Linked DNA regions of Homo sapiens: region 1 is linked to region 2. Evidence: chromatin loops called from intact Hi-C (ENCODE). Cell type or tissue: Caco-2. All regions are shown on one strand. Links, peaks and the distances in the headings refer to the core of each region. The heading gives the core; the rest is flanking DNA. Region 1 has its middle 54 kb from the start of LINC02082. Region 2 overlaps GOLIM4 (golgi integral membrane protein 4).

Region 1 (16,760 bases), core at 4,475-12,474, 800 kb before region 2:
AGATGGTAACAAGTGAACTCTCAAGATTTCAAAATAACAGTTTTAAGAAAACTCAGTGATATCTAAAATAACACAGGAAAATAATTCAGAAGTTTTCAGAGAATTTTAATAAAGAGATTGAAATAATTATTAAAAATCAAATAGAAATCATGGAACTGAGAAATATATTTGCCGAACTGAAAAACTGATTAGAGGCTCTCGGCAGCAGAATGGATTAAGCTGAGGAAAGAATCAGTACACTCAAATACAGGCTATTTGAAAATATACAAAAACACAGCCAAAGGAAAAAAACAATAAAAAGAAATGGGGAATGCCTATAAGATGTAGAGAATTACGTCAAAAGAGCAAATTTAGGAATTGTTTGTGTTCAAGAGGGAGCTGAGAAAGAGCAAGGGGGTAAAAAGCTTACTCAAATAATAGCAGGAAATTTTCCAAAACTTGAGAAAGATATAAACATCCAAGTATAGGAATGTTTGAGAACATAAAACAGGCTTGACCCAGGTAAGACTACCCCAAGGTATATAATAATCAAATTCACAAAAGACAAGGACAAAGAGAGCATCCTAAAAGCAGCAAGATAAATAAAGCAAATAATATATAAAGAAGCTCCAATTTGTCTAGCAACAGATTTCTCAATGAAAGCCATACAGGCTAGGAGGGAGTGGGAGGATATATTCGAAATACTCAAAGAAAGAGAGAAAACACTGTCCAAGAATACTGTATCCAGCAAAGCTATCCTTCAAATAAAAAGGAGAGATAGTCTTTCAAATAAAAGTTGAAGGAATTTATCATCAGCAGACTCATCTTACAAGAAATGCTAAAGGGGGCTCTTCACTATGAAAGAAAAAATATTAATGTGCAAAAAGAAAACATTTGAAGATACAAAACCCACTGGTAAAAGTAAGTACACAACCTTGGAATACTCTAACACTGTAATTGTGGCATGCAATTCACTCATAACTCTAGTATGGAGACTAAGAGACAAATATGTCAAAACAATAATAGTTACAGCAACCTATTAAGAGATAGGTAATATAAAAATATATCAATTGATACAACAAAAGGTCAAAATAAGGGGCAATAGTATTTCCTCTGTTTTTATTATTTTCTTTGTGATCAAAGACACATTGTCATCTGTTTAAAATAAGTTGCTATAGCCATAGGATGTTTGTTGTAAGTCTTACGGTAATCACAAAGCAAAAACCTACAGTAAATACACTAAAAATAAAAAATAATGAATTAGAGTATACTACCAGAGAAAATCAGTACACCACAAAGGAAAGAAAGGAAGAGAGGAGCTACAAAATCACCAGGAAACAAATAACAAAATGACAGTAGTAAGTCATTGCTTATTCATAATAACCATAAATACAAATAGACTCAATTATCCAATGAAAAGACATAGAGTAGCTGAGTACACAAAAAAATAAGACTCAAATGTATACTGCTTACAAAAAACAAGCCTCACTCAAAAAGACACAAATACACTGAACGTGAAGGGATAGAAAAAGACATTTCATGCTAATTGAAACCAAAAAGGAGCAGGAGTAGCTATATTTATATCAGATAACATGCATCACAAGCCAAAGACTGAACAAAAAGACACAGGTCAAAAGAGTCAATTCAGTAAGAAGACATAACAATTATAATGTCTATGAACCCAACACAGCAGCACCCAAGTATATAAAATAAACATTAATAGATCTAAAGCAAGAAAAAGGCTGCACTATAACAGGAGTGGACTTTACCAAACTACTCTCAGTAATGGACGGATAATCTAGGCAGAATATCAACAAAGCAGTGTAAGAGTTAAACTACACACTAGACCAAATGGGGTTAGCTGACATATACAGAACCTTTCACCCAGTTGCTGCAGAATATACATTCTTTTCATGAGCACATGAAACAGTCTCCAGAAAAGACCATATCTCAGGACACAAAAAAAATCTAAAAAATTTCAAAAAAGTAGAATTATCTTAATTATCTTTTCTGACTGCAATGAAATAAAACTAGAAGTCAATAACAAGAGAAACCTTGGAAACTATACAAACACATGTTAATTAAACAACATACTCCAGAATGATCAATGGGCCAATGAATAAATTAAGAATAAAATTTTAAAATTTTTGAAACAAATGGAAAAAGAACTAAAACATACAAAAATCTATGGGATAAAGTAAAAGCAGTGCTAAGAGGAAAGTTTATAGCAACAAATGAAAGTAGAAAGACTTCAAATAAAGAAACTAATGACGTACCTTCAGGAACTAGAAAAGCAAGAACAAACTAAACTCACATTTAATAGTAAGAAAGAAATAAAAGATAACACCAGAAATAAATGAAATTGAGACTTAAATAAATACAAAGTAGCAGCAAAATGAAAAGCTGGTTTTTTGAAAAGATAAACAAAATGAACAAGCCTTTATTTAGTCTAAGAAAAAACAGAGAAGACCCAAATAAATAAAATCAGAAATACAAGAGGAGACATAATTGATAATACAGAAATTCAAAGAATAGAGACTGTTACAAACAAGTACATGGCAACAAATTGGAAAATCTGGGAAAAATGGATAAGTTACTGGAAATACATAAACTACCAAGATTGAACCATGAAGAAATAGAAAATCTGAACAAACCAATAGTAAATAATGAGATCAAAGTCACAATAAAAGTCTCCTATCAAAGAAAAGTTCAGGACCTGATAGTTTCACTGCTGAATTATTCCAGACATTTAAAGACCTGATACCAATTCTACTAAAATTCTTCGGCCAGGTGCCATGGCTCACGCCTGTAATTCCAGCCCTTTGGGAGGCCAAGGCGGGTGGATCACCTGAAGTCAGGAGTTTGAGACCAGCCTGGTCAACATAGTGAAACCCTGTCTCTACTAAAAATACAAAAATTAGCTGGATGTGGCAGTGTGCACCTGTAATCCCAGCTACTCAGGAGGCTGAGGCAGGAGAATTGCTTGAACCCAGAAGACAGAGGTTGCAGTGAGCTGAGATCACACCACTGCACTCCAGCCTGGGCAACAGAGCAAGACTCTGTCTCAAAACAAACAAACAAACAAACAAACAACTCTTCAAAAAAAGTGAAGAAAGGGGAAACTCCTTCTACAAGACCAGCATTACCCTGATGGTACCAAAACCAGACAAGGATACAACAAAAAAAAGAAAACTACAGGCCAATATATCTGATTAACATAAATGCAAAAATCCTCAAAAAACATAAGCAAACCGAATTCAACAACACATTTAAAAGATTATTCACCATCTTCATCAAATGGAATTCATTCCAGAGATGCAAGGATGGTTTAACATATGCAAATCATAAATGTTAAACATAACATTAATAGAACCTAAAACAAAAACCATATGATCATTCAATGAATCCTGAGAAAACATTCCATAAAATTCAACATTCCTTGGTGATAAAAATACTTAACAAACAGGGGATAGAAGAAATATATCTCAAAACAATAAAGGCCACACATGACATACTCAAAGTAACATCATACTAAATAAGGAGAAATTGAAATCCTTTTCTCTAAAATCTGAAACAAGACAAGGATGCCCACTTTCACCATTTTTGTTTAACATAATACTGGAAATTCTAGCCAGAGTAATCAGTCAAGAGAAAAAAATAAAAGGCATTCAGATTGGAAAGGAAGAAATCAGATTATCCTGGTTTGCAGACAATGTGATTTCATATTTAGAAAAACCTAAAGACTCCACCAAAAAACTCTTAGAACTGATAAATAAATTCAGTAAATTTGCAGGATACAAAAACAGTACACAAAAATCATTAGTATTATATACAACATCAGTGGACAATATGAAAAAGAAATTAAGAAATGTACAATGACTATAAAAATTATAAAATACATAGAAATAAATTTAACTAAAGAAGTAAAAGATGAGCCGGGCGTGGTGGCTCATGCCTGTAATCCCAGCACTTTGGGAGGCAGAGGCAGGCGGATCACAAGGTCAGGAGATCGAGACCATCCTGGCTAACATGGTGAAACCCTGTCTCTACTAAAAATACAAAAAATTAGCCGGGTGTGGTGACGTGTGCCTGTAGTCTCAGCTACTCAGGAGGCTGAGGCAGGAGAATGGCCTGAACCCGGGAGGTGGAGCTTGCAGTGAGCCGAGATGGTGCCACAGCACTCCAGCCTGGGCAACAGAGCGAGACTCCGTCTCAAAAAAGGTGGGCAGATCACAAGGTCAGGAGATCGAGACCATTCTGGCTAACACGGTGAAACCCTGCCTCTACTAAAAATTCAAAAAATTAGCCGGTCATAGGGGTGGGCGCCTGTAACCCCAGCTACTCAGGAGGCTGAGGCAGGAGAATGGCATGAACCCGGGAGGCGGAGCTTGCAGTGAGCTGAGATTGTGCCACTGCACTCCAGCCTGGGCGACAGAGCAAGAACTCTGTCTCAAAAAAAAAGAAAGAAAGAAAGAAAGAAGTAAAAGATCTCTCCAAGGAAAACAATAAAACATTGATGAAAAACAACTGAAGAGGACACAACAAATGGAAAGACATTCTGTGCTCATAGATCGAAAAATTTAATGTTGTTTAAATGTCAATACTATCCAAAGCAATCTATAGATTCTATGTAATTCCTACCAAAATATCAATGACATTCTCAAAGAAATAGGAAAACAATCCTAAAATTTCTATGGATGCACAAAATACCTCGAATTGCTACAGCAATCCTGAGCAAAAGGAACAAAGGAGGAGGCATCACACTACGTGACTTCAAAATATACTACAAAGATATAGTAATCAAAATAGCATGGTAGTGGCATAAAAAGAGACATATAGACCAATGGAACAGAATAGAAACTCCAGATATAAATCCATGCATTTACAGTCAACTCATTTTTGCCAAACACACAAAGAAAACACTTTGAGGAAAAGACAGGCTCTTCAATGGATAGTGGTAGGAAAACTAGATAATCATGTGCAGAAGAATGGAACTATACCTCTATCTTTCACAATATACAAAAATCGACTTAAAGTGGATTAAAGGACTTAAATGTAATAAGACATGACACTATGAAACTATTACAAGAAAACACTGAAGAGGAGCTACAGGACATTGGGCTAAGCAAGGTTTTTGGGGGCAGGACCTCCACAGTGTAGACAACAAAAGCAAAAATAGACAAAGGAGATTGTATCAAGCAAAAAGCTTCTGTATAGCAAAGGAATCAACCAACAAATGGAAGAGACAATGCACAGCATGGGAGAAAATGTTTGTGAACTATCCTTTTGACAAGGGATAAACAACCAGAATATATATGAATCTCAAAAAAGCAAACAACCCCCCCCCCCCAGGAAATAAATAATCCAATTAAAAATGGACAAAAGATCTGAATAGTAATTTCTCAAAAGAAGACATAAAAATGGCCCATCGGTATATAAAAATTACACAACATTAATAATCAGGGAAATGCAAAGGGAAACCACAATGAGGTATCATCTCACCTCAGTTAAATTGGTTTTATCTGAAAGACAAGGAATAGCAGATGTTGGCAAGATTGTGGAGAAAGGAGAACCCTTGTACACTGTTGCTAGGAAGGTAGGTTAATATAGCTATCCTGGAAAATGACATGGGAGTTCTTAAAAATACAAAATATAGAACTACCATAGGATCCAGCAATCCCAATACTGGGTATATATCCAAAAGAAAGGAGATCAATATATTAGAGAGATAGCTACAGTTCCATGTTTATTGCAGCGCTATTCACAATAGCCAAAATATGGAATCAACCTATGAGGCCATCGATGGATACAGAACATGTGGTGTATTTACACAATGGAATATTATTCAGCCATAAAACAGAATGAAATCCTGTCATTTGCAGCAATATAAGTGGATGGAACTGGAAGTCATAATGTTAAGTGAAATAAGCCAGGCACAGAAAGACAAGTATCACATGTTCTCTCTCATATGTTGGAGGTAATAAAGGTGATCTTATGAAGATAAAGAGTAGATTGGTGGTTACCAGAGGCCATGAAGGGCCAGGGTTGGAGGAGAGGAAATAAAGTGAGGTTGATTTATATGAACAAAAATATGGTTAGATTATGGAAACAAGACCTGGTGTTTGATAAATCAGTAAGGTGACTAAACAATGATCTGCTGCATATTTCAAAATAGCTAGAGGATAATAATTATTTCCAGTATAAAGGAAAGACAAATGTTTAAGGAGACAGATATCCCACTTACCCTGATCTGATCAATATATATGACTGTATCAAGATATTACATATAACCTCAAAATATGTACTTCTTATGTATCAAATATTTAAGAAAATTTGAAAATTCTAAATTGAAAAAAGTTAAATAAAAAATTCTAGAAGTAAACAATTCATAAGTTTTTAATTGCATGCCATTCTTAGTGTGATGAAATCTGACACCCTCCCTTATCTTTCTGCTCTCTCCCACCTGGAACTTGAATCATCCCTTTGTTCAGAGTACTCACCCCATAGACTCTACCTGCTTGCTAGTCACTTAGTAGCCTCCTCAGTTTTCAGACTGACTGTGGCAGTATCACAATGCTTGTGTTCAAGTAACCCTTGTTTTAATTCATAATGACCCCAATGCACAAGAGTAGTTATGCTGGCATATTATTATAATTGTTCTATTTTATTTTTGTTGTTGTTAATATCTTACCATGCCTGTTTATAAATTAAACTTTATCATATGTATGTATGGATAGAACAAACATAATATATATAGGGTTTGGTACTATCTGTGGTTTCAGGCATCCACTGGGTATATTGAAACATATACATTAAGGGTAAGTGGGGACTACTGAATATGCATTTTTTTATGGGATACTCTTGAAACTCTAAAATCCATGAGGAAGGAAAGTAAAGGATCCCCATGTTCAGAATCCTAACCACAATGATATTCTATAGGTCAAGATAGTTGGGGCAGGAGGTCTTCATTAAATCTGGAAACAGTCTGAAAAACTAGCTTCTGTTGTGCCAAGGGATGGGGATGTATCCAGACATTGGCCCCGAGTGACCAGAATGATCTTCAGCTTGGTGTGTACATTGTAATTTAACCCAGAATTAGTTCTATCAATCTTAAATATATGATCAGCAGCACAGCCACTGAAATTTTACTAGATTTGGAAAGAAACCACAGAGAAAAACCAAGGTTCTATCTAAAGTTGTTCTTGAAGTCTTTCAGAAAACCTCCAACTTGCAATGATATAAGACGCACTTTCTGAATCTTGGACACAGTGAGGACAGTGAGGGTTAAGCTGCAGAGACCATGCCTTATGTAGAAAATTCTCTCAGTAACACCTGATCAATACTTATTCTTCTATTAGTTCAGCTGCTATTTATTAAGCACTCTTTCCATAGCCAGGGATAAAAACAATTAAAATCTGATTTTTGTTCCAATTGAGTGCCTAATTTTGTTCCTAATCTTGATATTTTTAAGTATTTTATATGTCCCTAAGAATAACCTACACTACAAGTAAGTCGTATATTCTCAATATTTTTATTCTGTATGTGCTGTGAAATTTGTAAGATCTTGAAAGATTTTTAAATGCTTTGAAAACATGTTTCATATTAGTAAAAATATCATACATTCTCTTCTATAAAGCATGGCACTTTAGAGATGTGCTTTTTGAATTCAGGCACCTTTCAGATTTTTTGCTTTTACTCAGTTTGAAGCTACTTCGTTACCAAATAAAATATTTCCCCCATGTTTTGAGATGCTAGGTTTCCATGCTGTGTATATAGTCAGTGCAATCACTACCAAAATACCAATGACATTCTTCAAAGAAACAGGAAAACAATCCTAAAATTTCTATGGAAGCACAAACAAGAAGGAGGAGAGTAGGAGGAGGAAGAGGAAGAGAAAGGATATGTATTTACACATACAAAGATGAAAAAGCATGGACACAAATCACTTCAATATCAGACATACATATGTTCATAAATGTATGCTGAGGTTGATAACCACAATTTTCCTTAACTGTTTACCCCAGAAACAAGATTCTGGAGGTCAGTAGATGGAATCAAACTGGCAGATATGTTTTCATTTATTTATTTATACATGCACGTAAACTTGAATTCATACTTTAAAATTTTGACATTTTACATAAAATTTATTCTTTCTGACTTTTCATATTATAAATATCAGAAGTCCTAGTAGCATGAGGCCAACCTTTGTGCATGACTACAGAAAACTGAGTTGGGAAGCAGTTTAGTGTCTGGCTGTAATGACAGGGCATGGAGTCTCCAATTCATACCATCCCACCATTCTTTAACATTCTTAAAGCCTGGGAGGCTTTCCAATTTGTAGCTTATATTTAGCGTATATATAAAAACTATATTTTTAGCTTATATTTAGCTTATATATAAAAACTATATTTTTAATGTCCGAAAAGTAGTCTTATATATAACATCCATTCATAATTGACTGTGTTCCAATAATCCCAAAAGGTTGAAAGATTTATTCCGAATTGGCTGTAGCAACTCTTTCAGGTGCAGTTAAATAGGGAAGAAAGAATGCTGATAGGGCAGTTGATGGGAACAGGAACCCCCCCAGATGACCTGCTTCTTCCTTCCCAGGGAGGGCTTCAGGGTGCTGGTCAACGAAACTGATAGGAAGCCCTGGGACCTTTGTCTTTCACTTCTCTGTGGATTTTTTTTTTTTAGGGGCCCGAAGCAGGTGGCTAAATTTAACACTATCTAGGGAAATGTGTGTTAATCTATCCTAAGAGAGATGTGATTGTCTTTAACAATCGTTCTCAAATTTTAACAAGCATCAGAATCACCTGGGAGGGCTTTTTAAAACAGATTACTGGGCCCCATTTCCAGAATTTCTTATTCAGTGCATGGGGTGGAGCTGAATAACTGGCATTTCTAATACGTTTCTCAAGAATGTTCATGCTGCCAGTCTAGGAACCGAGTTTGAGAAACACTTGCCTATTGACATCTGTAAGGAATTTTTTAGATTCTTCTGGACACTGTAAATGCTATATTTATTCAGAAAAGGTCAATGAAGGTAGCACCTGCTAGCAAAGCTCTTGATGGTATTCACTTGGCAGAAGCTGAATTCATGAAGAACTACAAATAATTATTAGCCTATACTACCACCTCTTACATTTCTGCCCCAGTCATACCTCCCATGAGAATCCATACACTATGTATAATATTGTAACAGAACAAACGACCAAGAAAAATAGAGAAAATACTTGAATCATCATTTTCTTTTTCGTAAGAGGCCATATCTTTGATTTTTTTAATTGGAAAGGATCTTTGAAACCACATGGTGGCAGTGTAATCACATGAGTGACAGTCTCATGGCGCCAGAGTTGAGTTTCTGAACCCACTATATATTAAGAGATAATTCTGAAAGCTAAGCATCTGCGATTTCGGCGTAAAAATTATTGGCCTGTAAAGTATAAATGACAAGTTGTAGTCATATGCCTCTACAAAAGGCTCAAAGCTTTCAATATTTTTACAATGCCTCGGACAGAATACATTTTTTCCCTTTGCTGTTTCATAGTCACAAGAACAAGCAACAGATCATTTCATGCATGAGCTATGTAACAAATTCAATCCAAAATAACTCATGCTTCAGTTTATTAAATTACTGTGATAGCAGATTCACTTCTACACTTTAATCATTTTTGATAAGTAAATTTATTTTTTTCTTTAGTATTGCTTAATTTTAGGTATTTGCATGCTCCATGTTTCTCACAACCAAGTAAAATTGAACTTCCTCAGATTTGATTACTAAAGTATCTACTTAGGTCCTTCCTTTCTAAAGTGAGGTTTTTAACGACAGCAATGAATCTTTGGCTGATTTTATTTTGGCTGGTTGACTATTAGTCTGTGCTGTAATCCAGATAGTTCCAATGTAATACAACATACACAGAATTCTTAGATGAACAGAGTGCGGTTCAAGTGCAGGGCATATTTAGCTCTTCCACTCCTTGTCATATAACAAAACATTCCACACCATTTGCAGAAATGGCAGTTTCCTGTAGGTAGGAGGGCTGGTTTAATATTAAACATTGAAAATTCTCCCTTATTTGCATTTTGATATAGTGCTTTTGGTCACCCAAGGAATAGAAACCATCAAATAAGATCTTTGCAAGTGCCAATAGCTATGGATGTCAACAGAAGAGAACAATTAATCCAGAAGCCTCCCTTGCAATAAAAGATTTCTCAGGTCCAGTTTGCTGACAAAATCTACCTTTTCCAAAGGTGATGGTTCTTCAAGACACCAGTACACAGACTTCAAAAGAAGAAGAAGAGGAAGAAAGAAGAAGAAGAAGGAGAAGGAGGAGGAGGAGGAAGAGGAGAAGGAGGAGAAGGAGAGTAGAAAGAAGAACAGAAGGAGGAGAAGGAGGAGGAAGAGCAGGAGGAGGAGAAGGAGGAGAAGGAGAGTAGAAAGAAGAACAGAAGGAGGAGAAGGAGGAGGAAGAGGAGGAGGAGGAAGAGGAGAAGGAGGAGGAGAAGGAGGAAGAGGAGGAGGAGGAGAAGGAGGAATAGGAGGAGGAGGAGAATGAGAAGAAGAGTAGGAAGGGAAAGAGGAGGAGGAGGAAGAGAAAAAGGAAGAGGAGAAGGTGGAGGAGAAAGAGGAGGAGGAGAAGAAGGACAGTAGGAAAAGGAAGAGAAAGAAGAGGAGGAGGAGGAAGAGAAGAAAGAGGAGAAGGAAGAGAAGGAGAAGAGTATATAGAGACAAGGAAAGAGGAGGAGGAAGAGGATAAGGAGGAGGAGAAGGAGAGTAGGAAGAGGGAGAGAAGAAGGAGGAGGAGGAGAAGGAAGAGGAGGAGAAGGAGAGTAGGAAGAGGAAGAGAAAGAGAAGGAGGAGGAGAAGGAGAAAGAGGAGAGTAGGAAGAAGAGGAGGAGGAGAAGAAGGAGGAGGAGAAAGAGGAGAAGGAGGAGGAGAAGGAGAGTAGGAAGAGGAAGAGAAGGAGGAGGAGAAGGAAGAGAGTAGGAAGAGGAAGAGAAGAAGGAGAAGGAAAGTAGGAAGAGGAAGAGAAGGAGAAGGAAAGTAGGAAGAGGAAGAGAAGGAGGAGGAGTGTAGCAAGAGGAAGAGAAGGAAGATGAGGAGGAGGAGTGTAGCAAGAGGAAGAGAAGGAAGATGAGGAGGAGGAGGAGAAGGAGCAGAAGGAGAAGGAGAGTAGGAAGAAGAATAGAAGTAGGTGGTGGAGGAAGAGGAGAAGAAGGAGGAGGAGAAGGAAGAGGAGAATGAGGAGGAGGAGGAAAAGGACGAGGAGAAGGAGGAGGAGGAGAGTAGGAAAAGGATGAGAAGGAGAAGAAGAGGGAATAGGAGAATGAGGAGGAGGAGGAAAAGGACGAGGAGATGGAGGAGGAGAATAGGAAGAGGACGAGAAGGAGGAGGAGTAGGAGGAGGATGGGAAGGAGGAGGAGAAGGAAGAGGAGAATGAGGAGGAGGAGGAAAAGGATGACGAGAAGGAGGAGGAGAGTAGGAAGAGGACGAGAAGGAGGAGGAGTAGGAGGAGAAGGAGGAGGAGAGTAGGAAGAGGAAGAGAAGGAGGAGAAGAAGGAGGAGGAGAAGGAGAGTAGGAAGATGAAGAGAAGGAGGAGGAGGAGAAGGAGAGTAGGAAGAGGAAGAGAAGGAGGAGGAGGAAGAGGAGAAGGAGGAGGAGAAGGAGATGGAAATGGAGAAGGAGGAGGAGAAGAAGGAGACTAGGAAGAGGAAGAGAAGGAGGAGAAGAGGAGGAAGAGGAAGAAGTGGAAGAAGGAGCGACACAAAATGTCCCTATACAACTTTCCGAATATATGCAGACTTCTCACACCACCACAAGCATTCAATTCTGATTCTGGCTGCTGAACTTACATTCTAGATCAAAGGTTTCCTAAGGGTATTTTGAATGAGACACAATACTCTCTGGGAGTATACCATCACAGAAATTTCCCCAAATGCAGGGATCTGAGGGGGAAGGCACATTAACCTAGAAAAAGATAAGATGTAAGATCTAAAATCATCCTTCTAAATGCAGACTAGAAAAGTCATTAAAACGTTTTTTTGAAGATGCAGCTATTGCTCTAATATGGATTCCATGTGCTGCACTTTATTGCCACGTGTGCTAGGTGGAATGGGAGCTCAGAGAGCCTGTCAGAGCAGTAGTGCTTCACAGTACAGCAACAGCATCTACAGTTTCATAGGTTACAACTCCCCAGGTCCTCATTGCAATTGATGGGCTGCACACAGTGTTCAGAATTTCTTATTTGTCCCACATCATTCACGTTTTTCACCTGCTCTCCTAGTTATTCCGTACTCAGTCTGCTTGTTGCATATAGGTGCTCAAATTTCATTCTCTTCCAAAACTCAAAATTAAATATTTTAAAGGATGGATATTAAAATACGGAAATATTACACTCTGCAAAAAATTAATGTCATGCCTACATTCAGCCATATACAGATTCAAGCCTATATGAGATAGATATTATTATTCTCATTTTGGATATAAAGAAATTGAGTCTTAAGAAAGGTCAAGTAACTTTTCCAAGATGACACAGTCACTAAGTGGCAGGGCTGGGATTCCTATGTAGATAGGTCTAATAACTTTAAATCTCACATTCTTAATCACTAACAGGGTTTGAAGCACTTCTCAGTTGCTACACTTCCCACCTTCCAAACAGTTATTCTTTTTCTTCTACATACTGTATCCATATGAAAAAGTTATTTCAATATTCAAGCAACTTTTCCTAAAGAGAAACAAATAATCTATATTTTTTGTCCCAGTATATATAACACACAGTCTACAAAAAGTAGGTTCTTTCTCCATGTAAATGCTACTTATTTTTAATACTGACACGTATGTTAACATTTAAAGAACATTCCATGTAATATTTATTTGCTTAATATATTAGCAATATGATGTTAGACAGTTACAACTTTATCAAAGTGTAATTACTGGGATTACTATACGAGCTATAATTCTTTTTGACAATTCAATCAGGCTTCAAAATTTCAAAAGAAGTTTAACTTGCCTCATTGATTGATTTATTCATTATTTATACCTTGTCTACTTCAAAAAAAGATTTAAAATAACTCTCACACACACAAAAGAGACCCATAAAATAGAATCGTTAAAGCAAGGATGAAAGAACAATTGTCATGCAATAAAAGGGACAAGAGAGTTATGCCAGAAACCTTAGGTTAAAGAAAATTACTGTGATCAGGCATGCTTTAGCTGTGAGTTCCTAGATATCAAAACAAAAACAAATGAACAAATTAAAATATAGTTCCTTAAAATAAAAATACTATTTTTTTTAGAAAAGACACATATCTTTGTACAGTTAAATGTAAAATGTTTTGACTTGTATGTGGTAAGAGGTAGAAGTCAAGATTAATATTTTTTCTTTATGAATATTCAATGAACCCAGCACCATTTATAGAATATATCCACTTAATGTACTCACTGTACTGTAGGGTTTTCCCTGTCGTAAACCAATTGATCTATATAAGTAGGTCATTTTCTGGACTTTTTATTACGTTTCAGTGTTCTCTTTATTCACATTTGAACCAATAATATATTATGTTAATTACTATAGCGTTATCTAGCATTGAAAGTTGTCAGCTCTGTTCTTACTCTTCAAGATTTCTTGGCTCTTCTTGGATCTTTTCTTTTTCATACTTTTTAGCATAAGTTTATTGATTCAAAATGCTGTAGAAATCTTAATTATGATTGAGTTAGAACTATACATCATTCCCAATCCATGGCCATGGTATATGCCTCTATTTTTTTAGGTCTTCTGTAATTTCTCTCAATAATATTTTGAGGTTTTAATTAGAGGCATTATACATCTTGCATCTAATTTGGTTTTTGATATTTTATAGGTCTCTAATATGATTATAAATGTCTTTTAAAAATTCATTTTTGTTTCTGATGTACAGAAATACAATTAGTCTATTTATTGACATAGTACCTAGTGACCTTGCTAAAGTTACTTATTAGTTCTAATAGTATATACCTTCTTTTAGATTTCCTAGACAAATAATCATGTCATCTAGGAATAATAGCAGTTTAATATGTTTATTTCCAGTAAGTCTTTTTCTTAACTTATTAGGCTAGACTGGACCTCCAGTGAAATATTGAAAGTTGGTGAAAGCAGCATCCTTGTCTTGTTTTCCTGACCTCAGAGGATGCTTTCAGCATTTTGCCACCAAGTATAATCTTTGCTATATGTATGTTTATAGATTGTCTTTAAAAATCAGATTTAAGAAGTTCTCTTTATTTCTTCATTTGCAAAATAAAGTGTGTATAAGTGTGGGTGTGTTTCATTGTAATGAATGTTGAATTTTGTCACACACCTGTTTTCATGCAAATATACTCACAACAGACAAAGCAAGGCAAAAGGAATCCTGAAGACATAAGATATGTAGGCAGAATAATTTATAAACGGTATTATTCTGAAACTGCCCAAGAGGCATCAGTAAGTCTTTAAAGGTCCCTTATGATCACTGTTATAAGCACTGCTGGAAATAACATACAGCAGTAATAAACCATGGGTAGCTACAGAGGCAGGCATACCATTTACTTTACCAAACGGGGTTTATTTTTCCTCTGCAGTATCCTCTTAATAATATGAGCCCCAAAGTGAAGTCTGTGTCTAGATTTATGAAGTAAGTAAAAATAGGGAGGGCCCAGCTCTTCATGCACACCAGAAGCTCTGTAATCATGCAACAGCTTGCTAGGCAGAGGATGTGGCTACACCTCTGTTTTCCACACATTAGCTAGGCCTGTTGGTGCTCATTAAATTCTTAATGAAGATGACAACACCACAACTGATGGAGGATTATAAATGCAGCTACCCCAGATGTAAAATTATCAGCCAGATTTTGAGCCCTCTATTGCTGAGCCTATGGAATTTTTATCAGAACCACCACATAAAAAGATGCATACATATGCCTGTTAACATCCTCACCTAGATTTCCCTTCCACTGTATAACTAGTTGGCTCCAGTAAGGCAGGTAACATCTCCTGCTCTGGGTAGTGACCTTTGGAATAATCAGCAACTTCAGTAAACAACCATAAGGTGGTACCTCAGAGTGCTAAAGAATAACAGGGATGCTGGCATGCTGGCAGAAGTGAAGTAGGAAATGTGCATGCACACACATATGTGCATATATATATACATATACATATGTGTATACATTTAAATCCATATATACATGCATATACATACATTTATAAACACACACATGAAAGAAAACAAGAAGAAACACTTTGAGAACATGCTGTTTAAGAAATCAAGACTCCACTGCATAGGTAAAATATATCTATATTAAGCCAAATGTTGCAGAAATGTATTAACCAATACAGAACATCAATACAGAACATCATTATGAAGCTGTCTAGTTATTTTTCTTTCTTTCTTTTATTTTTTTTCCTGAGATGGAGTTTCACTCTTGTCGCACAGTCTAGAGTGCAATGGCACAATCTCGGCTTACTGCAACCTCCGCCTCCCGGGTTCAAGCAATTCTCCTGCCTCAGCCTCCCAAGTAGCTGGGATTACAGGTGCCCACCACCACGCCCAGCTAATTTTTGTATTTTTAGTAGAGATGGGGTTTCACCACATTGGCCAGGCTGGTCTGAAACTCCTGACCTCTGGTGATCCACCCATCTTGGCCTCCCCAAATGCTGGGATTACAGGAGTGAGCCACTGCGCCTGGCCTGTCTAGTTATTTTTCTTAAATGCTGTTGTAATAGATAACTTCACAGAGGGTTAGAGCTTATTCAAAACTTCAAAACCTCACATCTCGCTTTTGAGCTGTGGTGCTTACCATGAGTGAGCTGGTGTGATCTAGTATAGGAGGGAACCTCAGTATTGCCCCTCCTAATCCGGAAAAGCAATTGGGGTTGATTGTAAAACTGACCCCAATTCTGTACCCAGACATGTATCTTTTCTCTTTATAACGTGACTTTCAACTCCTGCCTTGAAGTGGCGGACTTTATTTCCTCACCTCTTGAATCTGGGCTAGGAGTGTGACTTGCTTTGGCCAAAAGACTGCAGCAAGAAGTGATGATGTGCCAGTTCTGAGACTAGGCCTTAAGACTAGCCAGCCACATCTTGGACCAGCCAGGCCCAGCTGACCTGCCAGCTGACCACAGACATATGAGAGTCCAGAGTCTGGCCTAGACCAGCACAGCTGCCCAGTTTATTCAAGGATTCATGAAAAATAATAGTTTGTGTTTTATGTCATTAAATTTGCGGACAATGTGTGATACACAGCAATAGCTCCACAATTTTGCTCAACATTATAGTGAATAAGTTACCTACCTAAGAAAAGGATATTTTGGGGTGTTAGATTATAGCCACCATTAACACTTTTGCTATCTCATGTGAGGTACAGTCCTTAGTACTCCATACAATTACTGTAACTAATGGCTTTAGGAATCCATATTTCTGGTATAACACTTTACTTAAATGGGAGGTCTAGTTCTAACCATGGAGACACTAGTTTCTTGCCATTGACCCTTTGCATTAAAAATGGTAGCTCAAAGGAGCAGCAAGCAGCCATTACAGAAGGCAGTGGGAAGATTAAAAGTGATCCGGACATGGGATTTGGATGAAAAATGGGTTGCATCATGAATAGGCAAATTCTCTAGTAACCTTTTCATCCTCAATCAGCATTTTGGACTAAAATCAACCTCAAAAGCTCAAAGTAAAATGCATTCAGAAAAATGACTAGGACCTTTAAATTCTGCAGATTTACTGCTAGCCCAGGGGTAGCTTCCACATGAAACGCTCTC
Region 2 (16,760 bases), core at 2,901-10,900:
GCTGAGGGGAAAGTGTGCCTGGCATGTTCAAGCCTAACAGAGAGGCTGCTGGGGTCGGGCAGGATGAACGATGGGGTAAGGCCCTGTGAGGGCCTTGTGGGGTTTCACTCCCGATGTGGTGAGAAGCCACTGGGAGGTTTTGCCCCCCCAGGCCTGGGCCTTGAATGTGTGGGAAAGGGCTTATTAAAAATTAAATTCAGCCATAAATTATGAAGCAGACTCAAAAGATTGAATTTTATTGAAGGAATGAAACTGGAATTGAGTGAGAAGTAAAATCTGGGTTTCATGGTTTGGGAGTCATCTGTGAGAGGTTGTAGTTAAATTTTGAAGATGGATGCAGAACTCTGAGGAGACGTTTTTGAAGGAAACGAGAGGAGGAACCAAAGTCTGTGCCCTAGCGATGTCCTTCCCTACTTCTGGGCACTGGAGGGAGAGTCCTGTGTCAGCCTTAAAATGGTAATAGTGGTCCACCTCCTTTTTCTTTTTATTTCTTTCTTTTATGGGGGTTGTTTTCTAGGAGATCTCCAGTATTCTGTCTTAGACTTCTTGTAAGGTAAAATTATGGAAGAAGGAAGGAAAAGTAATTGAAAGAATGCATGATGTTGACTTTGTGTTGACCCATCAACTTGTTCTTTTATGGAGGAATGGGATGGGCAGGTGGCTGGCTTCCACCCCACCTCTGGTGATTTAGAATTACAACCAAAAACTGTCACATAAAGGCTCTTAATTTCTATGACATTAGCCCCAAAGAAACCCTCAAAAGTATTGAAGTCTGAGACGTATATTAATTTCAATTTATTCTCCTTTTTGTGTCATCTTTCTTAGTATTAAGCTTAAACATTCTTCAATCACAATTATCAAAAGCATACTTTGTTCATTTTAATTTTTGTTTTATATATAAGAAGATAGAGGTACTTGCAAATCTCAATGTTTTCACAAGTTGAATTGTGTGACTTTCATACCAAGCTTCTGTTGTTTGTTGTTTGTTTTTTAAAAATAAAACATTATGTTATAGTCGGGACCAAAAACAAAATTTCACAGGCTATTTCTTCTGCCAAAGAAACATTGCCCTCTCTTGGTTTAAGATGTCAAAACACTTAGCAGTGTTTTCTGCCTAATTTTGGAGTGTTGCTTTCTGATTATGAATTGGAGCAGTTTGCCTTGAAATTGCATAGATATGCATTTTGCCCATAAGTGAATGTATACAGCTGATTTCTCGTGTGACTTTCAAATGGAAGTCAGAGTTAAAATGGAAAATTGCTGTAGGAAGCTGGCACGTTTTTAAACTCCTGAGTGCTTTTGGGGGGAATAGAACCTCTTTCCATTCCTGGTTGCATGGAAAATATTAAACCCCTTTTAAGTAAGCAGGAGATGAGATGAGTATTATGGATTTTCATCTTTTTCTCCTGAGTTCTTGGATTCAAATCCTATTCCTGTTGCAGTGTTATTCTGCATTAAAGATCTTGACTGCTGAGATTGAACCATTATTTTCATACTTATTTTTCCTTAAACTTGTTTGGTGCTATGAGAATATTCAATATATAGCTTTTTGTTGCAGAGATTTTAGCAGCATTAGTTCATCTTGACTGATGCCCTTGACTTCAGAGTATAAATAGAAAAATAGAGATAGGTGACAAGGATTGATTAGCTATCCTCATTCTAAGTGAAACAGTAAACCTAGCTAGATAAATCACAGCTCAAAAGCCTGGAGAATGCATGGTAAAAGAAAGAAAGGTAGTGCGTATGTGTGTGTATGTGCTTAATAGTGAAGTTTTCTAAAAGAGGTACAAGCACAGAAATTCTATATGGTCTGTTCTACTGTCTTTCCGTTTTTATTTTCAAAAACTTAAGGGTTTAAATAACATATGGAATTATTATTTGCTTTTTCTTTTATTTAAAGAAATTTTTTAAGTAAAAGAAAACTGAGACCAATGTCATTGCCTTTTTAAGTCAGATATATGTGTGTGTATACATCTGTGTGTGTGAGAGAGAGTGTGTGTGTGAGAGAGTGTGTGTATGTGTATATATATATATATGCACATATATGCATATACACATACATATGATTACTTTGTTATTAGACTTTAACTGTAGGGTTGGAAGGGCTCAGGGGAGATCGCCTGATTTTTTTCTCTGGCACTTTTAAGCTATTTAAGCATTTTAATAGTGTTTACTCTGTGCCAGGCAGTATTCTAAGCACTTGATATATATGAACTCATTTAACTCTGACATTCAGCCAAAGAGATACATCTATTATTATCCCCACAAACCGTACAAGGAAACTGAAGTTCACAGAAGTTCAGCAGCTCACCTCATGAGAAATGAAGCTGGGATTTTAACCCAGGCATCAAGGCTGTGTCTTCAGCCCTTATATTAGCACCTGCCTCTCTCCCTCTCCTCCTCTTCTTTCTAGATTTTTCAGTTCGAAGGGCCAGTTTTCACTCTGACTTCCCTTTACCTGATGTGGTTTCTTCAGCCTATAGTTTGAGCCTTTTTCAGTTTGTTTTCCTTTATTCTTTTCTTGAGCCTGGTGAAGAACAACCCTTCTCCATGTCTCCATCCGTCACCGCTGCTCCATTCTTTCACCCTCCTCCTCCTCGGTGATATTCTCCAGCCTTCAAACCATTTCTGAATTCTTAAGTTACATTACATCAGGATTAGAAGCTGCTGTTATAACGACGGCTTGTCCAGTTCTGAGTAAGATAGTATTAATAGCACAATTACCTCATAGTTTCTACATATATATACTCTATTCCTGTTTGCCACATCTTTTTTCTCCTGTATTTGCAAAAATACATTCTTCTTGCGTTAACAGTTTGCTATTATGATGCCATGCATGTAATCATGAGTATTTCTCAGCTTTTCTAAGACCTTTGAATTTTAACAATAATTCGCAAACACGCTTGCCTTTCTGTGGACATTTTATGGGATTTATTCAGGTTATTTATGAAAGTTTATAACTGTGTCCTATGATCTCCTGGCTCTTGAGACACACTGCTGTTAATATGTCAAATATGTAAATTTCCATTTAGTGTGGAACTGTCAAAGACAGTTGTATGATTCAGTTTGATAAATGGGTACTTTGGGCCAGCTGTCAGGGTATTATCTTCCTGACTGAATCCAAGGGAAGAGAATAAAGAATGGAATACCATCCTGCACCCAGCACTCTTCACCCATATCCCCCACACTCCCTCTCTACTTGGTTTCATCTAGCAGAGCCTCCATTCTCTTACTGAAGATGAAATCATGCTGATGAGTTCTGTCCTTCCTAAGCCAAAGATAATTATGACCTGATTATCTGGTACCACACAATATTAAGTTTGCAAAAGTGAGTTTACCCTGATTGCTGCTGCATTGTATTAAGTAAACAGCAATTCCACCAGATTGTAATTTGTAAATTCAGCTTTTTTCCCCTCTATCCTTGACCTTCTACAATAATGTTTAATATTTAGTCTGAGGTGACTGGGGTGGGTGATGAACAGTCTGCCTTGTATGTTTTTCTTGACTATGCTGCTAGGTTTTATTATTATTATTATTATTATTATTATTATTATTATTATTATTATTATAGGTGTTGCTAGGTTAGAATTGTTTCCGCCTATACTGGGGACTTTGCTGCTGTAGGATCTTGGATAGTTCACCTGTTCCTTTCTTTGAAAGTTTTGCATGATTGCTGAAATTCAGTCTATAATATGTCCATTAGTGCAATCAGATTCACTTTTAACTGGCATATTTATGCCCTTATAACTTTCTACCCAGACGGTGAGAACTTTGGCCAGTGGATTGGCGGTGAAGGGAGTGTTTTTCCTTCCAGCTGGGGAGCTTACGTGTTCCTGAGCATCCTATTCTTGCCTCTGTTTTATCATGATAGTATTGTAATTTAGCTCTTTCCCTATATGTTTCCCCCACCTCAGTGAAATTCTCAAAGACTGTGAGTGCACAGTTCAGGGCCTGGCTTCGTGATGTTCTATAGGGCTAATCTTACACTTTCCTTTCTTTATTCCAAACTTAATTTAAGATGGGGCTATTAGTAGTAATCCAAGGAACCTCTTAGTTTTGAAAGGATTTTAGTAATTGTCCAAGGGGCTTACACTCCATACATGTATATGTTTGAAAAAAAATTACTTTTTAGCAGTGGACTTGGAACCAAACTTTTTGGAACACAACTATTTTTATCCCAGTTTTACACTTCTGTCCAGGTACATGGTAGAGATGCCATAGATATAGAGTTATATTGAATTCCTTTATAATAATAATGCAGGGGGAAAGGATCATCTGGTGAATGGAAAAGGAACCCTGGTAGAGGAAGGGGATGGGGCAGGGATTATTGCAATGACTGCCTACGGATGAGGGAAAAGTTGAGATTGGGGTATGCATGTCATCAGAGGACCACACCATACAAATTTGAGTGGTCACAGGCATTCTAGGAGTTAGAGACGGAGATGTTAGCAGAGGTGTGAATAGAGGTAGGGTCTATCGTGATAGTAGATGGAGTCCTGAGAATGGAAGTTTTATATGGGATGACAAGAAAAGACACAGTGTGGGGAGAAGCTATAGAACGCAGGAGATGATGGCCAACCTGAAAAGAGGACAATGGTGGTTGTTGGCCATCATAACAATGGAGAAAGGGCAAGAAGAGAGGCAGGGAATCCCTTAAGCAGCAAGGGATTGCTGCAGGGATGGGGAAAGGGAGTTTTCTGGGACCCTGATGACTTTGGCAGCAGCCAGTAGTGTTGGGGCTGTTCTGTGAATTGTATATGGTCAACCAGTGATTGATGCTTAAATTGTATGTAGTCACGGGGAGCTTGTGACTGGCCAAAGAATGGAGTAACACGTTTGGCTTAGCCTGCCAAGAATGAGATCATATTTGACCATAATGCTGAACAAACAGGATTCAAAGGGTAGATCAGAATTTTAATTTACTCTGTTCTCTCCCTCGGTGCCTATTCAAACCATTTTGTGGAGCTGAGTTTTCTGTTCCTGGATGAAATCTTAGACAAACTTGTTTGCTTCACTAACTTCTCTCAGATTAAAAGCAAAAAATAGTTCAAAACTTGTATTCATAAACACACAGTCTTGGTTCATTAATTGTTATGTCTGGTCTAGTCCAGGACAGTTAATTCAAAGGTAAGGCTTCTCCCTCCTGTCCAGCTTCTGCTTGCTGTAGGTGTGGAGCCTGCAGTGGGAAGGAGTGTTGTGGTATGCCTCTTCTCCCTTGTTGTCTGCCAGACATGTCTGCTCTTCCTCCCCTGCTCACCAGGCGACTCTGGATTCTTCAGAGTAGACTGGGTGGGGAGGGAGGATAAAGGGCAGAAAGGTCTTACAGAACCGAACATCGGTTTGCCGCTGGTTTCTTCTGGCTGTGGCTGATGGTGAACCTGACTAGTTCTTTTGTGGACCCTTTTATAAATTCTTTGGAGAGTCCCTTCCTTCTCTATTTCTGTGCTTCTCTAGTCTGTTTTCCTTGACGTGGGAGGAGGGAGGAGATACACCTCCTCTTTCATTCCAGTGGTATGCTGCTGAGGTCTCCTTATGGATCCAGGCAGCCTTAATTCAGATGCAGATCATGTTGACTTTGTAGTACTTATGGAATATTTAGGAGAAAATACCCTTCTAGAGTCAGAGAGAAGCCAGAGGTGGAAGTGTAGATGTGGGGGTAACTGCTTTGCAGATGATGGTTAAAAGTCAGGAGATTGAGCAAGGTTGCCCAGGAAGACAGGAGGAAAAAGATCTCAAAAAGACACTTGCATTTAAGAGGCCTAGAAGGAAATGGAGCTGGCAAAGAAGGTGGAAGCATCATTCAGAGTACTGGCTTTAGAAAAGGGCAGGCTGGATGGGAGCCAGCCCAGAATAATGCCTATTAGTATGTCTGTTCTTTACCTGGAAAGGGGAACTTAAAACACATATGTTTTTATTTAAATTGTGTAAAGACTCTACACTGTTTTCTTCCTGTTTTAAAAATTGATGTTAATTTTAGTTTTAAATTTCTAATTCTTTGAAGACAAAAATGTTAACTTTTTTTCCAGTTGTATATGAACACAGATCAAGATTAGAGAAATCCTTGCAAAAAGAAAGACTTGAACATAAAAAAGCAAAGGAAGGTAAGTAAATACATAATTTGTGTTCTGTGTTTTTCCAGTACTCTTCTTTGACGTATCATATACTTGGTTTACAATTTTTTTTTGGCTAAGATCGTTCTCAAATCAACCCAAAGTCAGATAGGTGGACAGAGAAAGACATGTCAAGTAATATATTATGCATTGTGCAATAATCCCTATACAAGATTGGATTTAGAATACTGTATTCAGTTTATGCCACCTTGTGATAGCTCATATATTGGTTACACTTATTATTTCAGGAATAACATATAATTTTTCATCTGCATATTAAACGGGTATATTACTTACACCTGGAACTTCTGTCCACAGATATTGAGGGGGCTGGGGTTGGGGGGGAAGTAACAGGATGCATTGTCCAGAATATGACAAATTTTATACACATACATATATATTTATACCGTAATGAATTGATCCCATTGTCCATTATATTTTAAGTTATGCACCTGTTTTTACCTTGTGAAAGTTTTTATTGACACATCAGTTGATTCAGTTTGAAAGTTTACATTTAGGACAGCCACTGGGCAATGCTGTCAATTTTTATCAGAATTTTTCCATAAAACACAGGCCTTATACAGCTGATGATTTGAAGTTATCTGCATTCTGATATTTATTTATTCATGTTTTATGATAAATCTTGAAATTTAAATTACGTGTTCTGTCTGCCTACCTTGGTAGGAAGGAAGAGGATAGCAGAGGAGGGGCAGTATTGGTTAGGATGTTTTACTGACCCTTGGATTGAGCCTGTGTGAAGAATAGAAGTTCAGCATCATTAAATGCTTTGATAAGATTTGGAGTCTCCTTGCCTTCAAATGCAGAGTGATTTTATAGAGCCATCTAGTGGATAATAAGGTTTTCAAAGCATTAAAGATGGCTTGGCTGGCTTGATTTCTGTTTTCAGGAACTGAATGATTTTAGTGTGCCATCTAGTGGATAGCAATAAATCACCTTTGTCTTCAGATGTGCTCCATTTTTTCCCTCCTAAATTTCAAGGAGAGTTAATCAGAGATATTCTAAAAGCACTTTTAATCAATTGGCTATAATTTGGATTTTGTGGATGCAAGATTTACAGCTGTAAGGTAAAGAGGAAGCTGTATGTTTTTTCCAATTCTTTCTAAAGCAATGAGAGCCAAAATAAAGTATGTAAATCACCAAGTAGATTGTTTTAAACCTAAAACACTTTTGTAAGCATGAGTGAAGTTTGCCTTTATTTCTTTAGATGTTTAAAATCTGTGTAGTGAATTATCACTGTTTTTTTCCATCTTGTATTTTCTAGATTTTCTTGTTTATAAGTTAGAAGCACAAGAAACATTAAATAAAGGAAGGGTAAGTTTTGTTTTTTTTGTTGTGGTTGTTTGTTTTCCTTAATTTGTTTTCATAAAACTTGAAAGAGAGAGAAATACAGTTGCGAACTCTTTTACTTTTTGATCCCTGGGATTATAGGACTGACACCCCCTTTTTTTTTTTTTGGCTGCCAAAAAATTCTAAGAGGAAGACTTTAAACTTACCTTTACTTATCACATTGTTGATAATAGGGATAAACTGGGAATAACCTTAATGTTCAACTATAAAAAGAAGATTATTTCATTTATTTGTTTGCAGTCTCTCTTTTTTATAGAATGTAAGATTTATTTTGGTTTGCCTTCACATGTGTAACATGCAACACAGGACCTGGCCTAGAGTTTTCATTTAAGAACATTTGTGGAATGGGTGAAGGGATGAATGATACTGGCATTTAAAAATATTTTACTTGAAGGCAGCATGCTCGTTAAGAGTCATCACCACTCCCTAATCTCAAGTACCCAGGGACACAGACACTGCGGAAGGCCGCAGGGTCCTCTGCCTAGGAAAACCAGAGACCTTTGTTCACTTGTTTATCTGCTGACCTTCCCTCCACTATTGTCCTATGACCCTGCCAAATCCCCCTCTGCGAGAAACACCCAAGAATGATCAATAAAAAAATAAAAATTAAATAAATAAATAAATAAAAATATTTTAAAGTCCAAATTAACTGGATAAAAGCTACTCTTTTCTTACTCTAAGAAAAGTATATAAGCATTAATTGAAAAACATTGATATTTTGGGGTATTAAAACTAAGAAGAAGCCAAGTGAGTTGGCTCACATCTGTAATCCCAAAACTTTGGGAGGCTGAGGCAGGAGGATTGCCTGAGGCCAGGAGTTTGAGACCAGCCCGTGCAAAATAGCAAGACTTCAAAGTACAAAATATTAGCTGGGCGTGATGGTACACATGCCTCTATTCCCAGCTACTTGAGAGCTGAGGCAGAAGATCACTTGAGCCTAGGAGTTTAAAGCTTCAATGAGCTATGATCCCACCACTCTACTCCAGCCTGGACAACAGGGCAGACCCTATCTCAAAATAAAAAAACTGAGAAGAGTCACTTCTTTGGATAGCCCAGGAGGCCATCAGCTTTCAACTCTTGCTTGCTTTTAACAGCACTAACCAAAGCTGTGTGCACTTGTAATTTCCTTACAAATTAAAGCAGTAAAGTGAGGAAGCAAAAATGCAGTTCATTTTAGAAGTTTTTAATAAAAATATGAAAAAAAATGCATGAGTGTATACTTGTGCTGGCAGGGTAAAGTGAGGGATATGGTACCTAAACATAAACAACATAGCATAGAGAGGGAAAAGAATCAGGTGTGTTTTGCATACTGACTGGTTATGGCTGCCCGGGACTATTGGGTCCATATGTGAAGATACCCCACAGGAACACAAAGATATACCCCTGGAACCTGGAGCTCAGGACACGCAGTTCAGCCAGAGACTTAGGCTCAAGTTTCAATCCTGGCTCTGCTACTTAATGAAATATTTGCTCTTGGCAGGTTCCTAATCTTTACTCAGTTTCTCACTCTGCAAAATAGAGCCTCACTGGGGTAAAATCATGTATATAGAATTTCTTACCCGCTGAAGTTCAGGGAAAGAAAGTGCCTTTTCTCTTCCCCCTTTAAGCCATGCTCAGCTTGTGAGGCCCGCTCCTCATCGGTTTATTTCTTCTTCCCTCTTACCTCAAGCACCCAGCGCATATATTAGCCCTGCGCGGTGACTCTGTGTCTCAGGACAAGTTCGTATGTCTGGGCTCCAGTTCTTCTGAATATGAAAGTGGAAGGAAATCATCTCTAAGGGCTCTTTCAAGCTACTGTTTTATGATTTCATATCCTGCTTTTTTACTCTAAAATCTAGCAAACTAAGGGGAATGTTAAAACTTCATTTCTGTGTTAAATCGATGGCTCCAGCGACATCTTGGTTCAAATGTAGAATTCATTTTACTGTACACAAGTGAAATAAATAAAGTTATATTTTAAAGTGCTTTAAGCTGTATTTAACAAGAGAGCCATATTTATCTTTGTGTTTTCTTTTTTTTTTTTGATTTACAGCAAGATTCCAATAGCAGATACAGTGCACTGAATGTCCAACATCAGATGTTGAAAGTGAGTAATCTAAAGTTGTTATTTATGAATAAAAGAAAGGATTAACTAATACTTGAACTGACTAATGGCCTTTAAAGTGATTAAAGAAAGTTTACAGAAGTTGATTTGTATTGTAATATGGCATTTTAAAATCTTATTTGGCTAAAAATTATATATAGTTGTAATGGCTTGTCGTATTTATCACTCGATTACATAGAACATTTTAATTATTACACATTTTCTTGCAAATCAGGCTCTCGGTTACCTCATTTTTAATTTTCTTCTTCTCTCTATCCATTAGGGTTTTATGTTCATTTACTTTCTCACAGTGGTTTTCCTTAGACATTTTCTTTTATCTTACACAGATTGGAGGCTGTAGAACTATTAAAATGCTTCCTTCTTGTTACTAATATTTAATAAATGTCCTTTTACTTACCACAGGAACACAAATTATTATTTAAAGATTCTGCTTCCTTGGTCCTTGAGTAAAACTCATTATTCTGTGTCAGGAAGAGGATCATTGTTTCTGTCAAGCTGGAAGAGACGGGCAGCATGCAGTTATGCCCTTCTCGCAGGATGCAGATCATGCCGGCATCTCCACCCCACCGTGCCTCCCCCTCGCTTTCTGTTTGCTATTGTCTTTCCCTCTGATATCAGTAGGGCATGCACTTTTTATTGAAACCGGAATCTTTTCTTATTATCAAGAGAGCAGTAAATGAATTAAAGCAAACCATGCTTTCACATTAAGCACTTGGAGACTGTAGTGTTTATCTAGATCATGATTACATTGTAGGATTATAATCGGAAATAAGGTAAATAAAAGTCAATTCTCTAAACAGTTGATTACTATTCCCAAAGGGAAAAGTCTCATTTACTCTCTCTCTTTTAAACTGAGTTACCAGAAAGGCTGAAATACCAAAGAAGGAAAATTAAATGCATTGCTGGGAAAACATCAGATCGAAAGAGGAAATCCATAATACCCAGGGAGGGATAATTTTGCCATTAGCTTTACCTTGTTTCCACAGTAATATGTGTCCCTGGGAATTTTCCCACATTTTTTCCCTTTCCATCTCTCATGCTAACTTCTTAAAAATTAAGGGGAAAATTATTTTTGGCTGTGATCCCAACTGTTCATTTGAAATCCAGGGGAAATGGAGGGAAGCTGCACAAATTAAAGCAACTTGAGAAAAACAAAGCCTATTTCTTCATGTGTTTGTGCTTGCTTGCTTTCATTTGTTTTTGTTTACTGTGCTGTCAAGAAATAGACTCTCATATAATTCAGAGAATGTATATTTCTACTCAAGTTTTCATCTTTGCAGAGCCAACACGAGGAGCTAAAGAAACAGCACAGTGACTTGGAAGAGGAACATCGCAAACAAGGGGAAGACTTCAGTAGAACATTTAATGACCATAAGCAAAAATACTTGCAGCTCCAGCAAGAAAAAGAACAAGAACTTTCTAAGCTAAAAGGTATTTGGAAATCTGATTAGCCAGTTTATCTCTAAATAAGTACTGATATTAATGTTTCAGTGCAACTGTAGACTGTTGTTTTGAGTGGTGATCGATTTACATTTATCATGTGGTCCTTTACCAGTCACTTTTTCTTTGTAATGTTTCACATGTATCTTCATCTATTTGGGTTGGTTTAGGGAAGCAGAATAGAATATGTCGTGTGTTCTGTTGTATCGTAGTGTATTCTCTTGTATCTCAGTGGGGCACATGGCCCTGTTGGGCAAGACGATTCTTCTCTTAACTGGGTTGCGAGACAGATAGCATCTCTGATCCTTACCTACTAAATGCTATAATGCTTCTCAGTTATTGCCACAATCAAAAATTGCTCCATATATTTCTAAAAATCTCCAAGGGAGCAGAGACTTGCTGTTGATCGCCAGTAGTAACTGAAAAAAGCTCAAGTTCTATAGTCAGACTGCCCAGGTGAATCTTGGCTTCTTCACTAGCTATGTGACCATGGGTAAGTTGTGTGACAACTGTGGGCTTCATTGTCTTATCTGTGAAATTGAGATAATCATAAAAATATCAACCTTGTAGAATTGGTGTGAGAAATAATTTACATAAAGCATGTAGAGTAGTTGCTCATAAATTTGCTACCCATCAACATCTGTGTCAGGTATTTTCATAGTAATATGAAACAAAATATGTCACTTTTCTGAGTGCATGTGAGTCCTGGAGAAAGAAACCAGTGCATTCTGCAATCAAATATTTAGGTGAACTCCAGATTAATCACAAGACACACGTCTTCCCCATTTCAACCGGGGACGGTGGCTCACGCCTGTAATCCTAGCACTTTGGGAGGCCAAGGTGGGTGGATCACTTGAGGTCAGGAGTTCGAGACCAGCCTGGCCAAAATGGCGAAACCCCATCTCTACTAAAAATACAAAAATTAGCCGGGCATCGTGGCACATGCCTGTAATCTCAGCCATTCGGGAGGCCAAGGCAAGAGACTCGCTTGAACCCGGGAGACGGAGGTTCTTACAGTGAGCCAAGATCGCACTAAAATTAAATGCATTGCTGGGGCACTGCATTGCTGGGGCATTGCACTGCACTCCAGCCTGGGTGACAGAGAGAGACTCTGTCAAAAAAAAAAAATAGGTGCTAAATAAGTTTAAAGTGAGATAATTGGTTTTAAGAGGCATATGGTGCATGCAAAAACAGTGGTCAAGCCCAAATCAAGTTTGTAGTCTAGTTCACTGTACTGACCCCAACAGTTTCCTGGTTTTGGTAATGTACTGTATTTGTATAAGATGTCATCATGATGGGAAGCTGGGTGTTGTGTCCTTAGGACCACTCTATATGTTTTTTGCAACATTTCTCTATAATATAGCATTTCAAAAAAAGTAAGTTACAACAAAAAGTCATGCAGGAGTTAAATAGTCTTGAGGCAGTACTACAAAGGGTTAAGGGTCTATACTTTCTGATTATTTTATTTTTATATATTTTTAAAATTTTAAATTATTTTTAAAAATTTGACTGAAATGCTGAAGCTTTGTTTTTAATTTGTGAAGAGACTCAAATCTGAGTACACCTACGCATTATATTTTATTCCTAAGGGTATGCTTATTGACATTAACATCTCATTTTTAATTCCTAGGTAACAAAAATTCCTTATCTTTTGTCTGTCATGCAAAAGTTGTTTAAAAGCATTTAAAGTACTGAACCAGAGTGGATTGAGATGTCCAGCTAAAACCATGCTACATCCCAATACAATATCATTTTTGTTGATTTTGAATATTATATTGTCTGAGTTCAAAATAAATTCTAAAATAAGTTATAGGTGGCTTTAGATATGAAAATAATAGAAACAGAATCCTGAAAGTTTCAAGGCTTTATGTGTGATCCTTCTTTTTCTAAAATAGAGACTGTATACAATTTGAGAGAAGAGAATAGACAACTAAGGAAAGCACACCAAGACATACATACACAGCTTCAAGATGTCAAGGTAAAAGAAAACCAAACGTTTCACTATTTAGTGTTTGCCTGCTTTATTTGGTAGAATGACTTTAAAAAGTCATTCCCTAATTGGCCTGCTTTACAAATCCACGTTGTTATTGTGGGCTTTGCATTAACTAGAGTGTACCTAATATTTTTACCACTTCAGCATTGTAAGCTAAAAGATGGTCTGAAAATCTGAATATTCTCATTAGTACTGAAATTATTCTCATGCTAGTTACATATTAATAAGCTTTTTATTTATAAAAGTTTACTAATAATGAGAAATTTGTTTCTTTGGTTTTGATTTCATTGTAAATAAATGATTATGATATTTGGGTAGCACGTTTTAGATTTTGGAATACTACATAAAGCGTAGTGTTCTCTCTACGATGATTTTTAAACTTAACACATGCTGCTACAACAACAAATAAACAAGCAAGTAACATTTGGGTAGCCATATCACGATCAGCCAAAGAAGAATTTGTCGTAGAATGTTAAAGCTCAACATGTAAAATTCTTTTTTGTGTAGCAACAGCATAAGAATTTACTCTCCGAGCATGAACAACTTGTAGTGACTTTGGAAGACCACAAGAGTGCACTAGCTGCTGCACAGGTTAGAAGGGTAGCAGCCTCTGTGGGTTCTTTTACAAGTCTGCTTAACATTTCTCAATTCCTTTATGCATGTAGTCTCTTACAAGCCAATCTTCAGTGAGTTCCTTAGGACAGAGCTATCCTAATCCTGAGGATCATGCATGCTTTCAAAATTCAATCAGTAAGATATTAAACTTTTGATTATTTTTTGCACTGGTTGTGCGGTACATAAATGATCATTTCTTTCCACTCTCGTCCCTACATGCAGTAGTCTAATACTTGTTTAAATCACAGAAATGATCTCACATATATAGTCTTTTGCAACTATCTGATCTGTGTTGACTCTTGGTGTAGTATCTGTAGGATTTTATGCTGCTAGCTACCTAAAACTATTGTCAGACTTTTTCTTCTGTGTCTGCCTTGCTCCCAGAATTCCAGCCTACACACCCTCCTTTTGGAACGAGGCTTATGTGTTGTTGGTCAAATTACAGAAAAGTAGAAGAGTCAACAGAGAAGGAAAAACAAGAGTCATAAGCTCCATTTGTTCAAACCTAGAACAGCTCCTGGCACAAGGCAGGCCCTCAGTATATATTTACTGAATGAACAGGGGAACAAATACAAGTGTTGGAGAGCTTATTAAAGCGATTTCATGCTAAGTGTTATGCAGATTTCTAGCAGAAGGAAGGAAACAGGAATGGCTAGTTTAGTTGCTGTTGTAAACTAGATCTTCACTTTTATTCTTACTGGAGGAATTATGATAAAAGAACAAAGGTAAACGATCTATGCTCATCAGGAAACCCATGTTGGTTTTCTTTTCTTTATAAAATTATTAAAAGGTATAATTTTCTGTCCCTGACCCATCTCAGAGGCTGTAGCATCTGTGTTTGTGAGATTCCTTTTCTAAACAGTCATTGATTAGGTGTCTCCTCCTAAGCTGTAGCTGTGTAGTGATTTTTTACATGTGTATAAATGAAATTGACGTCAGGGATCATTTCATTTCACGTCTTCTTTATAAAAATTTTTGTCAAGTATTATTTTATATGAGGCTGTTCTTCATACTATAAATGTGACAAACTGATTTGAGTGCTCTGTGTGCTGTAACGGCCATAAATGTAAGACTGAGCAACAATTTGAAAATCCATAGAAAGATAAGTAAAATCATTTATTTGATGACCAAAACCAAATTCTGGAGTAGAACTCTGACAGTATTACTCACAGGGTTTTATAATAGAAAAAAAAATTTTGGCCGGGCACCGTGGCTCATGCCTGTAATCCCAGCACTTTGGGAGGCCGAGGCGGGTGGATCACCTGAGGTCAGGAGTTTGAGACCAGCCTGGCCAACATGGTGAAACCCCTTCTCTACTAAAAATACAAAAATTAGCCAGGCGTGGTGGTGTGCACCTGTAATCCCAGCTACCCAGGAGGCTGAGGCAGGAGAGTCACTGGAACCCAGCGGGGCGGAGGCTGCAGTGAGCCGAGATTGCACCACTGCACTCCAGCCTGGGTGACAGAGCAAGACTCCATCTCAAAAAAAAAAAAAAAATTTTTTTTTTCTTAATATATAGTTATAATTTTCTATTTATTGAAATATCTTTTTTGGCGAGGATGCTCAAGGTTTGTCCTGCCTTAAAAAAAAGTGTCAGAACTAGGTGCAATCCTTAATTAGAGCCATATGTGTTAGTTACTTTGGGCTGCTATAACAAAACACCCTAGACTGGGTGTCTTATAAACTATGGAAATGTATTTCTCACAGTTCTGGAGACTGGAAGTCCTAGATCAGGGTGCCAGCATGGTCAGATTCTGGTAAGGGCCCTCTTCTTCCAGGTTGCAGACTGTTGAATTCTCCTTGTATCTTCACATAGCAGAAAGAGACCAAGAAAGCTCTCCTGGATCCCTTTGCAAGGGCACTAATCCCATTCTGTAGGGCTTCACCCTTACGACCTAATTACCTCCCAAAGGCCCTGCCTCCTGATCCATCACATTGGAGGTTAGGATTTTAACATATGAATTTTGAGAGGACACAAACATTCAGTCTGTAATACTGTATTAAGACTTTCCCCAAATCTCCTTTTAAAAAAAATGCTGTTTCAGGCACCTGCATTTCTCATGTAAATCATCTTAGGAGATTCTGCCTTGACAACCTGATTTTTAAATGTAGTTGAGTATTTTATTTAATCCTCACAACCTTGTGAGTTATATAATATTGTACCCTTTTATAACTAAATAAACTGAGATGAAAAGGGAAGTAAAGTAGCTGGCCCAAAATCAATGACCAGAACCAAGGTTGAAGCTCAGGTTATCCTGACTTTGAAATCACGCTTAACTCTTAAGTGATATTTTTTGAGACTTCCTGCATCACAGGTACCTGGGCCTTGTCCTAGACCTGTTGAATTATAATTTCAAGAGTAGGGGACCAGGAGCCTACATTTTTAATATGGTCCCTAATTGTGCAACACACAATTACTGCCTTCAAAGATTATGTGTCTAGGAGAAAGAAGGAGTAGAATTGAGTTTTGTGTATTGCTCCATATTTATCTTAAAATATTAAAAGCATTGCTATGTGTATGTCATTTATTTTTTACCTCCAAAGTTGGTTTGCAAATATTTAGATTTCTCAGATAAAGGCCATTGCTAGTCATATGGTGCACCTTTGTACAAAATTATTAAAAGGCAGTGCCCTGGGAATTATTTAGCAAGCAAACTTCATTACCCTAGTGTACACTAGAAAGAAGCAAAAAAAGCACCTCACTCTTGGGGTGGAAGAGCAGTGTGCCATGGTGCATAGCTATGGCAGCAGGAATGCTGGTGGGTTCTGGCTCCACTCACCTGCTGCGCCCCACACACTGCGGAGCTGGCCCTGTCTGGGAAGCTTGTTGAGAAAAAGACTTCTGTGTTCTCTGCATGTGTTTATATGTCTGTTTACACACACAACATTTCTGTTTTCAGGATAACAGTGTTGGTGTATAGAATGAGCAAAGTATACACAATGCCTCTTGATTTTGTTAATTAAAGTAATTGATTTTTTTCTAATTTTCTAGCTCCTTGTATTAAAAATATTACACAGACATCCACACATCCCACCCCATGTACACACAGGTGCAGCTGTATGAGCAGATTCTAGTCCTGTACCTGTGTTAGTACCTTTGTCACTTTAGAAGAAAAGATCATTCACAATC

What was found. Peaks named below come from ENCODE experiments on the same cell type or tissue, not always from the same donor. Only the 100,000 strongest peaks of a DNase experiment are listed, where the experiment ranks them.
Region 1: a loop joins it to region 2, with 4 times the contacts of the local background. A loop is called at or near these places in 26 of 110 quality-filtered maps.

The regions. Positions count from the first base shown.
Region 1 is chr3:168,840,017-168,856,776 of GRCh38, reverse strand. No RefSeq gene overlaps it. Among named protein-coding and RNA genes, the nearest start is that of LINC02082, 54 kb to the left of the region's middle. In Caco-2, for the core only: a CTCF peak has its summit at 9,294 (motif pointing right); no DNase peak of the experiment used is centred there.
Region 2 is chr3:168,037,632-168,054,391 of GRCh38, reverse strand. GOLIM4 (golgi integral membrane protein 4) reads left to right here. Exons shown (of 16, transcript NM_014498.5): 2 at 6,027-6,101; 3 at 7,393-7,442; 4 at 9,511-9,564; 5 at 10,863-11,013; 6 at 12,918-13,000; 7 at 13,523-13,606. Among named protein-coding and RNA genes, the nearest start is that of GOLIM4, 50 kb to the left of the region's middle. In Caco-2, for the core only: a CTCF peak has its summit at 7,009 (motif pointing left); no DNase peak of the experiment used is centred there.